Linked DNA regions of Homo sapiens: region 2 is linked to region 1. The links are chromatin loops, found by intact Hi-C in ENCODE. Cell type or tissue: GM12878. All regions are shown on one strand. Links, peaks and the distances in the headings refer to the core of each region. The heading gives the core; the rest is flanking DNA. Region 1 overlaps SPAG16 (sperm associated antigen 16). Region 2 overlaps SPAG16 (sperm associated antigen 16).

Evidence for each region. A loop is a pair of places that touch in the nucleus more often than their neighbours do. Peaks named below come from ENCODE experiments on the same cell type or tissue, not always from the same donor. Only the 100,000 strongest peaks of a DNase experiment are listed, where the experiment ranks them.
Region 2: it touches region 1 in a loop (2.0-fold over the local background); 1 of 110 quality-filtered maps calls a loop at or near these places.

Annotation. Positions count from the first base shown.
Region 1 is chr2:213,731,437-213,736,823 of GRCh38, reverse strand. The region is part of intron 10 of SPAG16 (sperm associated antigen 16); the gene reads right to left. Among named protein-coding and RNA genes, the nearest start is that of MIR4438, 24 kb to the left of the region's middle. RefSeq lists an enhancer at 2,486-2,625. In GM12878, for the core only: no CTCF peak of the experiment used is centred there; a DNase peak (open chromatin) is centred at 2,773; H3K27ac peaks cover 1,699 bases.
Region 2 is chr2:213,625,168-213,630,554 of GRCh38, reverse strand. All of the region lies in intron 10 of SPAG16 (sperm associated antigen 16), which reads right to left. Among named protein-coding and RNA genes, the nearest start is that of MIR4438, 130 kb to the left of the region's middle. In GM12878, for the core only: no CTCF peak of the experiment used is centred there; DNase peaks (open chromatin) are centred at 2,255, 2,614 and 3,044; H3K27ac peaks cover 1,347 bases.

The DNA of each region.
Region 1 (5,387 bases), core at 245-5,244:
CTGAGGCAGGAGAATCACTTGAACCGAGGAGGCAGAGGTTGCAGCAAGCCGAGATCTCGCCATTGCACTGCAGCTTGGGGAACAAAAGTGAAACTCTGTCTCAAAAAAAAAAAAAAATTATTTAAAAATATATGCACACATCAATTAGATTAATTTCTATATGCTTGGAGAAATTTATTTCTTAATTTGGTATTAAGATCTCTATTTTTATTACCCCTGTGAAACACACTTCAGTTGTCATCTTATTAAAATCTGAACCTGTAATCCAAACACTTTGGGAGGCCGAGGCAGGTGGATCATCTGAGGTCAGGAGTTTGAGACCAGCCTGGCCAACATGGCGAAACCCTGTCTCTACTAAAAATACAAAAATTAGCCGGGTGTGGTGGTGGGTGCATGTAATGCCAGCTACTTGGAAGGCTGAAATGGGAGAATAACCTGGAAGGTGAAGTTTACAGTGAGCCGAGATCACACCACTGCACTCCAGCCTGGGTGACAGAGTGAGACTCCATCTCAAAAAAAGAAAAAAAAATCTGAACCTACAGCAATTAGGAACTCAAGAATTGATGTCATCATCATTATCTTTATTATGATAATCCCAAAACATTTTATAAAATGATATAATTATTTATTCACTCTATTAAAGAAACCTTGAGTTATCATGGAAAACAGAATGACAGTGCCTTTTAAAAAGCAAAAGTAACTAATTAAATTATTGAATAGAGTAAGCACAGTGAAATGAGAGGAAACAAATGGGTTTTAAATTTTTATTAAGCTGTATTAAAATTCTACCTCAGTGACATTGAGCAAATTCTTAATCTCCATAAATATCAATTCCCTCATCTCCAGTCATCCTCATTAGGATAGTGGTATCTCTGCCTGTCATTTCCCTCATCTGTATAATGACGGTATCTAAACTTACATTTTATGCCCCATCCATAATATTCAAAACATCCCAGTTGTAGTGCTAGACAATTCTAGACATAATATATCTTTCAAATAGTTTAATAATCTTCACAATGCTATGAAATAACTGCCATGGCAGAGACTGACTAGCTATTAATGAAATTCATCTCCTATCTTTCCTAAACACAGAGATGGAACATATTTCCCACCCATTCCCCTCTTTTACTTAAGTGTGGCAATCATAGCTGGACCTAAATTCTGGTGAGAGGAACGTGGCTAAAACTAGTATGTATCACTTCCACACTGGCCCCTAAAGGCTTTTCATTATTTTGCAATTTTCCCTTATCTTGTCTTGACTAATGGCTGGATACCAACTCCCAGTGCAACCTGGGAAACAATATGAGCTTCAGTTGATGAATCGCATGGTGGAAGAAGCCAGCACCTGGACTAGAGCTAACCTGACACTCAGTAACATTCTGTTTGGAATTTATATTACTGAGAAATACTCTTCTATAGGATTTGAAACATCCTGCATTTGGGGATGTTTGTTACAACTGTCAGTATTACTTTCACCAATTCGGGTGCTATTATTTTTATTTTGAATTGAGAAAATTGAGGAACTTTGAGTTTAATAAATAATTCACAATCACAAATCTGGTAAAGAGTTGCTCCAGAATACTAACCTAAATAATGTGACTCTAGAACCAGCACCTACATATTTAGTTTGGTGATTTATAAAAGATAACCATTATTATTAATCAAATAGGGCATGCATTCTCAACTAGGATAATAGCATGTTCAAGAGGTGAAAACTGGTTTATGGGGAAGGGGTAAATTAGGAGATATTACAGTGTTTTTGGACTTCTCAAGGGCTGCAGTACATAAGCAGATATGGAGTATATCTGCAATAGTAATAAAATTTTATGGGAGAGGGAGTAATTAGGAAAAAAAAATATCTAGAAAGGCACCTTAGGGGACAATAATGAATAAAAGGTTGAGACCTACTGAAACAGGCGATGGAGATTAACAATTGTCACATCATATGAAGTACAAAGCCATCATTTTATTTTATAATTACAGAATTTATTGGATATGCTACTTTTCAAAAGTTTAAAAATAATTCAAAAAAATAAATAGCATATTGTCTGGCTTATAATAAATGCCACTGAAAACTAAAGAAATTCATGTTCATACCAAAAAAAAACATGTCCAAGTCTACATAAAATGAAAGAATGAGAAAGAAGAACCCATAGCATTCTGGTGTATTTGCATATAACCCCTTTATTGCAACTGGATAAAATTAGTTATTTAAAAGTTATTAAAAAGACACTCACCTTCAAAATACATTCCAATTCTAAAAACTTGATTCTATAAATCTACTGCAAGCATATGATTTCTGTTATTTTTTCAAAGAGCATGTCCATATTTAGCAGCATATTTTATAATAAAAGTTTTATCTTATTTTGGAAGAAGGAAAAATACTTAATCTTTGCTCAGTTTATCTTTATTTTTTATAGTGACTATCAAGAAATGTCTCAATGCTTTTTTCTCTTGGTTTGGTGGGGAGAGAAGAGTGTTAGTTTTTCACTTCTAAAAACTGACACCCAATAGCTAAGAACTGAATTTAAGATGTTAGAATTGTGGGCAAATGGCAGTTTCCATCTAGCATTTATCTCTTTTCTTGCTGGGTCCTGCTCATGGCCAGTTTCATTTTACAGTCCTTGCAATTCTTTCCTCCCATCACTCGATCAAGAATGAAAACTGTTAGGTAACCTAAATCATACCCAGGGGCATAAATGCACGCCACAAGAGTAGGCCTAAACTGGACTTTCCCCAGAATTTAGACAGAGAAGTGACAGATGTTATATTCACAGAGAATCACAGTGAGTCTCAGTGTGATGTGAACTTCTAAATCTAGTAAGTTTCAGGTTTAGTAACGGACTCCTTTCTTTCTCTAGAAACTCATTTCCAAAAAAAGGAATATAAAAGTGGCTATAAAACAGAATAAAGGACTTCTGGTTTTAACTCTAATATGCCAAGAGCTTGCAAGTTGCTCCATCCTTAAAATAAGAAAAAGTTGAACAAACTAAAAACCATGAACTTTTCTTGAACCTATCAGAGAACTGAAGTCACTAGGCAAACCATCACCCTTAAATCTGGAGACAAGAGAAACACAACAGAAGTCTCACTTGAAACAGAAGCCACTGGAACCATAAATTGATGAGGACACCACAAAATGGTAATGTTGATAAAGTACTGGAGGTTAAGGATGGACTAGCTTGGAAACTAACTAGAAACCAAATACAAGAAAGTCTTGGAGGCCATAGTCTTGGGGAGGCCTTTACATTTTTGTTTGCTTTACTTTCAGAATCCCCACGATGTTCTCATGAAGACACACACCAAAAAAAAAAAAAAAAAAAATCCCTTCATAACTCTGGCAGAAGAAATGAAGAAATAATCATTGTGAAATACACTCAGGTCTGTTCTCCAAGGAAAATCACTTTCCCCCACCTTTATTGGGATATTCCTCCTCCCAACTGGAGGAAGAAAACTGTTCCCATTTCAACCCCTTCCAGCATTCCTGTCACAACAAAAAATGTGGAACCTACAGAATGAGAGAAAATTTCTGCAGTCTATCCATCTGACAAAGGTCTAATATTCAGCATCTATAAGGAACTTAAATTTACAAGAAAAAAAAAACAACCCCATTACAAAGTAGGTGAAGGACATGAACCCTTTACATGAACAGACATACTCGCAGCCAATAAATATATGAAAAACAGCTCAACATCAGTGAGCATTACAGAAATGTAAATCAAAACCACAATGAGATACCATCTCACACCAGTCAGAATGGCTATTAGTAAAAAGTCAAAAAACAACAGATGCTGGTGAGGTTGTGAGAAAAAGGAAAACTCTTACACTGTTGGTGGGAGTGTAAATTAGTTCAATTAATCTGGAAGACAGTGTGGCAATTCCTCAAAGACCTAGGGGCAGAAATACTATTCAACCCAGCAATCCCATTACTGGGTATATACACACAAAAATAGAAATAATCCTATTATAAAGACATGTGCATGCATATGTTCACTGCAGCACTATTCACAATAACAAAGACATGAACTCAACCTAAGTGCTTATCTTCAAGGAGAACTATAAATCACTGCTCAAAAAAAATCACAGATAACACAAGCAAATGGAAAAACATTATTCCATGCTCATGGATAGGAAGAGTTGATATTGTGAAAATGGCCATAGTCCCCAAAACAATTTACAGATTCATTCAATGCTATCCCCATTAAACTACCATGACATTTTTCACAGAATTAGAAAAAACTATCTTAAAATTCATGTGGAAACAAAAAAGAGCCTGAATAGCCAAGGCAATCATAAGCAAAAAGAACAAAGCTGGAAGCATCACACTATGCAATCTCAAACTATACTATAGGGCTATAGTAACCAAAACAGGGCTACAGTAATCTAGGGTAATAGTGGATCTTTTGAGCAGTGGCTTGTAGTTCTCCTTGAGGACATCCCTCCTTCACTTTCTTTGTTACCTGTATTCCTGGGCATTTTTTTTGCGGGGGGGGCAATCGTGAATGGGAGTTCATTTGTGATTTGGCTTGCCAAGATGGATGAACAGACACATTGACCAATGAAACAGAACAGAGAACCCAGAAATAAGACCACTCATCTACAACCATCTGATCTTTAACAAGTCTGACAAAAACAAGCAATGGGAAAAGGATTCCCTATTTAATAAATGGTGCTGGGAAAACTGGCTAGCCATATGCAGAAAATTGATACTGGATCCCTTCCTTACACCATCAACAAAAATCAACTCAAGATGGATAAAAGACTTAAATGTAAAACCAAAAACTATATAAACCCTAGAAGAAAATCTAGGAGATACCATTCAGAACATAGGCACAGGTAAAGATTTCATGACAAAAACATCAAAAGCCATTGCAACAAAAGCAAAAATTGACAAATGGAATCTAATTAACCTAAAGAGCTCCTGCATAGCAAAATAAACTACCAACGGAGTGAAAAGACAACCATCAAGAGTGGATAAAGAAAATGTAGTACATATACACTATGGAATACTATGCAGCCATAAAAAGGAATGAGATCATATCTTTTGCAGGGACATGGATGGAGCTGGAGGACATTATACTTAGCAAACTAACACAGGAACAGAAAAGTGGTAACTAAATTATGAGAACACATGGATACATTGTGGAGAACAACACACACACTGGGACGTGTTGGAGGGCAGGGGGTGGGAAGAGGGGCAGGATCAGGAAGAAGAGCCAATGGAAGATGGGCTTAATACCTGGGTGATGGGATGATCTGTGCAGCAAACCACCATGGCACACATTTACCTATGTAACAAATCTGCACATCCTGCACATGTACCCCTGAACTTAAAAGTTGGAAAAGAAAAAAAAAAAAAAAAACAGCTGGACATGGTGGCTCACGCC
Region 2 (5,387 bases), core at 241-5,240, 110 kb after region 1:
TTTTTGAACTGTGTTTTTACATTATATCCCAGCCCACACTGATAAATGTTAGAAGAAATATAACTTACAAACTTACCATTTTTATTATAGACATGATATAATTGATGATGAAACTTATGCCCTCAATATCAGTTCATCTGTGAAGACAGAAACATCTTTTTTTTTTTTTTTGAGATGGAGTCTTGCTCTGTCACCCAGGCCGGAGTGCAGTGGTGCAATCTCGGCTCACTGCAACCTCTGCCTCCCAGGTTCAAGCGATTCTCCTGCCTCAGCCTCCCGAGTAGCTCGGATTGCAGGCATCTGCCACCATGCCCAGCTAATTTTTGTGCTTTTAGTAGAGGTGAGGTTTCACCATGTTCGCTAGGCTGGTCTCCAACTCCTGACCTGATGTGATCCACCCACCTCAGCCTCCCAAAGTGCTGGGATTACAGGTGTGAGCCACTGTGCCCAGCCAGAAACATCTTTAAGTTGCCAAAATAGAGGGAATTTAATGCAGGGCAATGGTTATATGGATGATGGGAACATTGAGAAGTCAAATGAGACAATGAAGCAAATGAGAAAATAGTGACAGACTAGTTAACACGCCTAGGCTGGAGGGAAAATATAAGAAGATGGAGTTTCTGAAGCCAGAGGGTCAGAGGTCCCTGGAAAAAGGAGGCTGTGCCTGTGCACTGAGAGTGAGAGCCAGACCCAGGAAGGAGACACAGCAGCTTCTAGAGACTTTACATTAGACAGCGAGGCTGAAGGAGAAATAGCCTGGCTACTCCCTTCCAATAATTCAATCAGCACTTCCCATTGCCTATACCCAGCCAGAAGTCAACTATTAGGGAACCCTGGAAAAAAGTAGCTTTCATATCAGCACCCTGAAGCATTGAGCAGAGCAAAAGAGGCATGAGGAATAGATCTGAAGGCAAGCTGACCCAGGACTGCCACATCATTCCATGAGGAAGCATGAGTGCAAATTGTACTCATTCCTCAGGATGGGAAATAGATTTGACTCTTCGCAGCAATTGATTTGTTTATATGTAACAGGCTCTAAATTATGCCACCAATCAGGATTCTCTCCTTGTGTTGGATTCTGAAGAACATAAAGTCAATTTTGTGTCTTTCTTTTGGGATCATACACAAGAGACTGACGGAATATATATTGAATTTCACTATTATTCACATTTTAATTCCCTAAATGTTGCTAGTTAGTTGGCTAGGTGCTTCAGCTAGAACTGTGGGTTGGTAACACGTGTAGTCCTTGGTTGCAATGGCTAAGAAGAAATGGCTACAGTGATTCCTGGGGCTGTCATTCTGACCACTTTATTGCTCTTATTGATGAGGCTGTTGAAGGGACAAGTCAAAAATAGTCACATACTAAGTAAGTTTGTGTTACAAGTCTGGGTTTCTGACTCCAAAACCTATAGTCTTTTAACTTCGTTGATGTTTTAATAATTCCTTTCTACTTTTTCTCCAGTCCTTTGCTTATGAGTTTCTTCCTCTGAAAAAGTTGTTGCCTTACCTCTGTCAGAGCTCTTAAAACACTGTATTGTAATAGGCCATTCACCTTGATTTTTCTTTTGCTCTTTTTCTTAGGTATTTTGAGGGTAGGTTCAGTGCTATATATATCTTCATTTTTAGCATCTACCATAGTGCTTAATACAAACAACACGCTTAACAGACACAAACTGACTGAATAAAGGGAATTAATGGTAAATAAAATGAGTACCTTGGTTAGGTAATTTCAGTTTCCTTATTGGTGAGATAAATTATATATTTAATATTTTGACAATTGGCATTGATTTAAAAGTGGATATTAACAAAATTCAAAGTAACTTTGACCATTTAGAGAAAAGTGATGTCACATACACACAAATAATTAAGGCTAGTTAAAGAATGCAAACTTTTCAAAGCAATCAAGTCAAGAAATAGAAGTTACAAGCAAAACACAAGTTGTGCGAATCCAAGTTGTGATGATATGTAAAATAAACGGGTCCATTGTGCAATGTTCTATGATCAGACATTAGTCACTTAATAATTTCTTGTCCAAATTTTTAAATCTGGCACATACCTGTTCTTTGGTTGAAACTGTACGGTGCTTTGAATAAGACTCTTCATAATTTCAAGTACAAAGATAATAAAGAGACTAAATTCCCTCTACATAAAAATTGCAAAGGACCAGCTGTAATTTTAGTGCACAGAAGGGCCATAAATGGATAGAATTTGCTTTGTGCTTTACTAGACTCCTGGGAGGAATCAGGAGCTTCATTTAGGTCTTGGTACTATTTGTGAAACTGGAAACATGTGCATCTTGGAAAACACTCAAGAATTTCCTGACCTCATAAGAAAAGGCTGGAAATCTAGTTGCTGAGAAAGGTTGATCTCACAATTGAACTCTAACTGGATATTCACAAATTTGTAAAAATTTGGCTGTGACAACACTGAGAGATGAAATTTCAAGCTAGTGTTAAAAGAGCACAGCTCTGCTGAGTGGCTTCTTTAACAATGCAGGGCATGAGAATATGGGTGAGGCAATGCTAAGGCTCATGTCTTACTTTCTCTTTGAATAGAATAAAACATGTGATAGGTTTTCAATAGTGACATTTCTATATTGAAAGAAAGAGAAATACTACTTTGGATGATGGGATTGGAGAACTGGAGGAAAGAATAGTAACAGTGATGCTGCGAAGCACTCACGCTATTTTGTGGTATGATAGCTGGACCAAAGACCTTGACTTCAATGTAAACACAAGAGATGCAATTTTTGAGGCTTAAGTTATTTAAAATATGAATACCCATTGGCATACTGTTTTGGTTTGTATGTTTGAGTTCTCAAGCTGATCATTCAGTTCATTCATTTATTTGTCAATTTATTCATTCTCATTCTTTCAACAGTCAATTGTTGAGTTCCTTTTCTTTTTAGACACAAGAAATATATTGACATCATGCTTCAGGAGTTCATAGTGTGGTAAAGGAGACAGACAACTAAAATAATGCACATTGAAATTGCTAAAATAGGACTAAAACTGCTTTGAATACAGGAAGGAGAAAATGATACATTTTGTGAAGCAAATTTTAGAAAGCAAAAAGGGGCTTTCCGCAAGTGGCTTAAATGGTGAGTATTTTTCCTCCAGGTATTGAAAGAAGAAAGACCTGATAGCCAAGAAGAAAGTATGTGTTACACTGTAGTTTAATAATAATCAGTATTTGTTTTAGATTTCAGATTCTTAGCAATTATTAACTTTGAAGACACTGAGTCACATAGGCTGATTGTAATTTATTGCCTCTTTTGCTCCACTGTAATTCTCTCCCTAACCACGTGAGGAACGCTCTCTGCCATGCAGGATCTTATAGCACTTGCAGACTCTTCAATAGTGAGGATCCCGCTTCTATCCTATCTTGTCTCATAATACTGTACTGACACTGTATTAAATTATGAGTTCCTGTGTTATCTTTTTCCCCACTGCCATCCACAGATGGTGCATGGTACATAGTTTGCTGAGTAAAATAGTCTCGCTGTAACTTCATAGGAAATGCCAAAGATAGGAGTTGGAATACAGAGATCAGTGTGACTTTTGTGTGCTTTTGTCTATAGTACTTTGGTCTAAAAAGAAAAAATTCAGGGTGGGCTCAGTGTCTCATGCCTGTAATACCAGCACTTTGGGAAGCCAAGGTGGGAGGATCACCTGAGGTCAGGAGTTCGAGACCAGCCTGGCCAACATGGTGAAACACCGTCTCTATTAAAATTACAAAAAGTAGCCAGGTGTGGTGGCATGCACCTGTAGTCACAGCTACTCAGGAGGCTGAGGCAGCAGAATTGCTTGAACTCAGGAGGCGGAGGTTGCACAGAGCCAAGATGACATGACTGCACTCCAGCCTGGGCAACAAAGAGACTCCATCTTCAAAAAAAAAAAAAAAAAAAAAAAAATTGAGCCCGATAGTAATAATATCTAGTGTGTCATGCAAACTTGTAATTGTCAAATCATACAGATTCACACAGCAGTGATTCTAGAGCAAGACTGTCTAAATTTAAATTTGTAAACAGATGTTGAGTTCAACTGTTAAACTAATGTTATATATATTTTTCATTATTATACTTTCATTGCTGAATCTTTCAGTGTTGAGACTCCATTTTTTTAAGCAAATGAAATTTTCTTTATTGTTTCATTACTGCCTTTACTGCAGCTATTTTTTTCCCCTAAAAATCCGGGTATTTACAGTTTTGTTTTTCATGGTTTAACTCTTGGAACTCATATCTTTTCCTTGATGTCCATCTCTTGTTATCTTTGCTTGGTGCTTTCAGACATTCCTTCCATTTAATATGCTGGACTGCTAATATGATTCCTTATCATGATAATCTTTCATTTTCAGAATCTTCTGGTTTCTGATTTTTCTTTTTACTTCCAAACACACTTTTTTGTATGGAACTTCTGCCTCACAGAGACTCACAAAATGTTCCATATGAACAATGATAACAACAAAATATGAAATTTGACCTCTTCTCACTCCATATAAAAGGACAAACTCCAGAAGATCCTAGGAATGAAATGTCAATAACAAAACTTAAGATTTTTAGTAGAGGCCGGGTGTGGTGGCTCATGCCTGTAATCTCAGCACTTTGGGAGACCGAGGCGGGTGGATAACCTGAGGTCAGGAGTTTGAGACCAGCCTGGCTCACCTGATGAAACCCCGTCTCTATTGAAAATACAAAAAAATTAGCTGGGTGTGGTGGTGGGCGCCTGTAATTCCAGCTACTCCGGAGGCTGAGGCAGGAGAATCACTCGAACTCACCTAGGAGGTGGAGGTTGCAGTGAGCCCAGATTGTGCCACTGCACTCCAGCCTGGGCAACAGAGCAAGACTCTGTCTAAAACAAAAACAAAAACAAAAACAAACAAAAAAAAGAACAGTAACAACAACAAAAAGACTTTTAGTCAAATATTAAAGGTGAAAGTCTTGGGAAAGGTAGGATTTCTTAAATAAGACATAAAAAAACTAAGTATAAAATAGAAGATTGATAAATATGGTTATGTTGGAATTTGACCTGTAAAATAAACCTTAAAGAAATTAAAGATAATCTACAGATGGGGAGAAGTCATTTTATTTTATTTTTTTAAATTGTTGTGGGTACATAGTCGGTATATATATTTACGGGGGGTACACGAGGTGTTTTGATACAGGCATGCAATGTGAAACAAGCATATCATGGAGAATGGGGTATCCATTGTAGCACCTCCCACTTTGCTCTCATGTGAAGATGTGCTTACTTCCCCTTCCCCTTCTGCCATGATTGTAAGTTTCCTGAGGCCTCTTCAGAAGCAGAAGCCTGTATAGCTCACAGAACTGTGAGCTGATTAAACATCTTTTCTTTGTCAATTACCCAATCTCAGGTATGTCTTTATAG